Linked DNA regions of Homo sapiens: region 1 is linked to region 2. Evidence: chromatin loops called from intact Hi-C (ENCODE). Cell type or tissue: psoas muscle. All regions are shown on one strand. Region 1 overlaps CDH23 (cadherin related 23). Region 2 has its middle 4.4 kb from the start of CDH23.

Region 1 (2,500 bases), 320 kb after region 2:
TAGAAATTAAGGTGTCGGCAGGGTCACGCTTCCTCCAAAGGCTCTAGAGAGAATCAGTCCTTGACCGTCCCAGTTTCTGGAGTCGCTAGGCATTCGGTGGCTTGTGGCAGCATAACTCCAGCCTCTGCCTCCATCTGCATGTGGCCTCCTCCTCTCTGTCTCAAATGTCCCTCTGCCTTTCTCTTGTAAGGACACTTGCCATTGGGTTTATGGGCCACCCAGCTCACCCAGGATGATCACTTCTCAAGATCCTTAACGTAATTACATTTTCAAAGGCCCTTTTCCCAAATAAATTAATCTTCACAGGTTCCCAGGGGTTTAACATGGGTCTGTTTTTTTTGGGAGCCATCATTCAATCCACTTGAGTGCCTCAGTTACCTCCTCTGTAAAATGGGGATGACAGTAAAGTGTCTGCTTCATGGGGTTGCTGTGAGGACTGAATGGGTTAGAAGAATGGCTGGCACATGGTGTTATCTAAGTATTTGATACTGTTAGTGTTATTCCTAAGCTAAAAAGGAAGTCACCCCTTGCAAAGGCTAGGGCAGATGGGGCGGAACAGGGCACCTCTCTGGCCGGTGCCCGGGAGTGTGCAAAGTCACAGGAAGTGTGCCCCTCTCTCAGGCAGCTGCTAACACCTGTCTTCCTTCAACTCCCACAGACAACGGCCCTGTAGGGAAGCGACACACGGGCACAGCCACCGTGTTCGTCACTGTCCTGGATGTGAATGACAACCGGCCCATCTTTCTGCAGAGCAGCTATGAGGCCAGCGTCCCTGAGGACATCCCTGAAGGCCACAGCATCTTGCAGGCAGGTGGCCCGTGGCCTCTGGGGCAGGTGGTGGGCTGGGGGAGGCGGAGCCACACACGGCCCTGAGGGCACATGCTCAGTGGCACCAGAGGCGGAAGCAGGTGGGGGCCCAGGGTGGGTCCGCTGCTCTGGAAGGTGCTGTGGGGAAAGGGGGACCCAGGCCCTCTCCCATCCCAGGGAGTGTGGGCCCCCAGGTTGCAGAGCTGAGGATAGGGCTCTGGCTCCCCACAAACAGGAGGAAGACTTGGCCTCCCCCTGCATATCTCCCGCCCCACCCAGAAGGGCCTTTCAGAGTAGCGGGGAGAAAGAGACGTCACAATTTCCCGGAAAGGAGTTGAGAAGAGAGCCAGGGCCCAGCAAGGCCCAGAACAGAGCTGCTTTCACAGAGCCCTTGGCCGAGGCTCCCCTCTTGGGAAGTAAACAGGCACAAGAAGAAAGGGCTCCTTTGCCCAGGGAGCAGGCGCAACAGCTCCAAGGCTCAGAGGGAGAGAAGGGAGGACCCTGAAAACAATTTGGGTGTGCACCCACACCTCTGCCCAGAGGCCTCAGTTGCTGGGTGGGGAGGGAGGCCCGGAGTGAATGAGTCTCTTTACCAACTATGGGGTTTCCGACTCGGAGGCTGAGCCAAACAGGGAATCTGGGCCTGCCCACTGGGGCAGGCTCCCGGGCTTGGGAGGGACAGAAGCGTGGGAGGCTGGCAATGCTCCCCTCCCTGCATCGGGACCAGGAGGCGGGCAGGAAAGGGCTGGGGAGCAGGGAGCTGACTCCCAGAAACACAGAGAGCCCAGAAAGCCCTGAGGATTTGCGAGAGTGTGGTGGCTAGCTCCAGAAGGAGGAAGTAGAGGGTTCTCTCGATCAGGGCCTCAGCTTGTGAGGACTTGGAGCATACCCCCCTGGCCTGGTGCCTGAAACCCAATTGAGAGCCCTCCCCCTCCTGGACTTTTCCTTCTTCAGGCCTCAGGGCAGCCTCAACCCCCACCCCAACCTCCAGGAAGACAGTGCCTAGTGGCCAGCAGGGCCTGCTGGTGAGGTGGATGGCTACAGGCTGAATCCAGCCTAGGATTTGCAGGGAGGCCCCAGGGGAAGCAAACCAGGAAGAGGTTACTGAGCAGGAAGGGAGGAAGGAACAAAACCCTTAGGGAGGAGGCCTGCCCCACTTTCTAAACCCAAAGACTTGGTTTCTATTTACACAATACTACTCTTACTGAAATCCTAGAGCCAGCGAGTTAATATAGGGCAGCCCTGAGTTCTCCCATTTCTCAGGGAGAAATGCAGCGTCTCAGGATGACTTCTCCAAGGTCCTCTTGGTAAGTTTCTTGTGAAGCCGGACTCACTTTTTGAGATCAGATTGACTTGGAAGGAAGGGACAGTGGGCTTCTCCAATAGAGCCTGCTTGGAGAGAAATCTTTCTAGAGTCATCTGAGGGAAGATGAGGCTCTGTGTTATGCCAGCTTCCACCAAGACTCCTGCCTCAGAGGGTGGGGACACACCCAGGCTGGGCCACGCTTCACTCTGTACACAGAAGCCTCATACTTCTGTGCACAGAACTGGGGAGTCAAAGTGAGGGGCTGGACAATGTCTGGCTCTCTGCAAGCTCCCAAGCTGGTAGGAAAGAGAAGACATAGACAAAAAGGACCCATGCTGCCAAGAGAATGTTCCTTTTCCTCCCCAAGAGAGGTAGGAGACAGTAGGG
Region 2 (2,500 bases):
TGCCAGTAAGCCAGCTGGTTATTTGGTGTGTGGGGATGCAAAGACATTGAAGGGGAGGTGCCCCTTCCTCCAAGATGTCAGCCCAGGTCACCCTGGGACAATGCACTGTCCCCTCTTCCTCCTGCAGCTGGTCATGCTTTCTACTGTGTATCTGCACCTCCAAGCCTAGCTCCTCCACCTCCAGCATTGCTTGCTGAAAAAAACCTGGGCTCCTCGTGGGGCCCCCACCCCTTCATGGTCTAGCCCTTGCTGCCTCTGCACAGCACACTCCTTGCTTGGTCCAGCCCTATTGCCACACTACTTGAAGTCTGTAAACTGTGTGCTGCCCCTGTGACCTTGCACACACAGTCCCTGCTTCCTCAGATGTCCTTGCTGGTCTTACCTTGCCATGTACCCTTGTCTTTCAAGGCTCTATTTAAGTGGTCTCTCCAGTTTGGGGTCTTCCCTAATCTCCTTGGTTAGAGTGGATTGCACCCTGCTCGGGGTCCCCTCTGTCAATGCTGAATCTAGTCCCAGCCTGAAGGATGGCATCATCCTACTGCTTCCCAACTGTTTCTGTCTCTATCTCTCCAACTGGACTGTAGCTTCTCTGAGGACCAAAATGATGTCATTTGCTCTTTGTGTCCTCGGCACCCAGCCCACAGGCTGGCACACTGTGGGCCCTTCAGGAACATGTGTTAGGTAAATGAACAAACACACAGTCCCTGCCTTCGAGAATCTTAAAATCAAGTGTGCTGTGGACTAAACATGATCTTGAAGCCGCTGTACAGATGTGGCCGCTTCTGGAGATCCCTGGGCAAGATGCCCTGGATATGGAAGGAACTGTATATCACTTTTTTTCTTTCTTTCTCTTTTCTTTTTAATTTTGGGAAAGGGGAGGTAGCATTTCTCTAACAATGCTGACTCTACGCTGCTCTACACTCCCTACTACAATCACCAGAGGAATCATCAGATGGTCTGTACCAGGCAGGGTTCTCATGGTCGCTAGCAACAGAAATGAACTCTGGCTACCTGATGCAAAAATTGAACTCACTAGTTAGTTAACAGGGGCAGATTCAACCAGAAGACTGGAGGACAGGCCCAGACAACAAATAGGAACAAAAGGAGGCTGGTGGCTAAGGATGCAGCTGAAAATACAACCCAGGTCAGGCTTCAGAAGTCCTGGAGTCAGGGCTAGGTGCTTTGCATAGCTTCAAAATGATTCTTGACTGTTTACAAACGTTATGGTCCTTCTCAAGGTTCAAAGTTGAGAGTGGAGCTTCTGACTGGCTTGCCTAGTCATGCACTGTGCCCTGCAGGCAGAAGGCAGGACAAATGAGGACCTCCCTTTTTAGCTTTTGCAATTAAAGCAGGGCCTGGTCTTACCCCTTACTTCATACAGTGGGGGTCCCCCAGTAGGAGTGGGGTTTGGATGATGCTGGGTCCTGGGAAGTTGGCATCTCTGTGGCTCTTCGTGGCTGTCCAAGCGCTTTCATATCCACCCCAGGAGGGAGGCTGGGCAGGCACCATTCTCTCATTTTCAGAAATGGAAACAAGGCACAGAGTGGTTCAGCGACTTGTCCAGGACCACATAAGGTGGCAAGGGGTGCTTCTTTATCACACTGGTGTACTTTCCTTGATGCCCCAGGGGCTTGGAGAGGAGGCAAATGTTTCCTGAGGGAAGGGCTCTAGGGAGAACTTCGAGAGCTGTTGTTGAAACAGCCCTGATACGGTTTCAGGAATGGAAATCCCAGAAAGACAGAAAGGTGAAAACTTAGGTGATTCATCTCCTGGAATGAAGAGATTAGAATTTCTGAGATGCTGGTTCAGAGAATAGAGGCTGGGTTCTTCCCCCCAGCTCTGAGCCTCCTGCAAACGCCATCTCCTGCCTTTGGCTGGTTCATGTGCAGAAGAGCAAGACTGCTGTTCACCTCCGGGATCCAGTAGCTCCCATGGCTGCCTGGGGAGAGTCCCTGTGCATGCCTCCAGGCTTCCGCACATGCTGCTCCTCCACCTGGAGCGCCCTTCTGCTTCTGCTGCCTGTGACCTCCTGGTCAATCTCGGCTCACTGCAGCCAGCTCTGATGTCCCCTTGTCCAGGCAGCCTTTCTGGACTCAAGATTTCATGACAATGAATCACCCCACTCTCCTTTGGGCCATTTGTCCACTTTGCCACACTTACCTTTCTAGGTTGTAACTGATTCATCTGCCCCTCTCTCCCACTGGGAGTGCCTTGAAGACAGGATGGATGTCACTCACATCTGTGTCCCCGGTGTGCGGTGCTGGCCTGTTCCCCTCAGGGCCATTCTCTCCTCCCCTCTGTGGTGCTGCTCTGCATCACAGCAGGCTGACCCCGCAAACTCCCAGGTCCACTGTCTTCAGGTGGGAGACGAGAGGGCTGGGGAAAGAAGCCGGGATGTGTCTTCACACTCCACCGTCTCTGGCAGTAGCTGTGTTTCTGTGACTCGAGCCCACACCACACAGGCCCACTGTGGTCTCACCTTCCACCGTGTGCCCTGATC

Evidence for each region. A loop is a pair of places that touch in the nucleus more often than their neighbours do. Peaks named below come from ENCODE experiments on the same cell type or tissue, not always from the same donor. Only the 100,000 strongest peaks of a DNase experiment are listed, where the experiment ranks them.
Region 1: it touches region 2 in a loop (2.8-fold over the local background); 88 of 110 quality-filtered maps call a loop at or near these places.

What each region holds. Positions count from the first base shown.
Region 1 is chr10:71,712,007-71,714,506 of GRCh38, forward strand. It overlaps CDH23 (cadherin related 23), which reads left to right. Exons shown (of 70, transcript NM_022124.6): 28 at 659-807. C10orf105 (chromosome 10 open reading frame 105) reads right to left here. Exons shown (of 2, transcript NM_001164375.3): 2 at 1-2,500. Among named protein-coding and RNA genes, the nearest start is that of C10orf105, 6.5 kb to the right of the region's middle. In psoas muscle, no CTCF peak of the experiment used is centred here; DNase peaks (open chromatin) are centred at 840 and 1,415; H3K27ac peaks cover 2,120 bases.
Region 2 is chr10:71,391,261-71,393,760 of GRCh38, forward strand. No RefSeq gene overlaps it. Among named protein-coding and RNA genes, the nearest start is that of CDH23, 4.4 kb to the right of the region's middle. In psoas muscle, no CTCF peak of the experiment used is centred here; no DNase peak of the experiment used is centred here; H3K27me3 peaks cover 328 bases.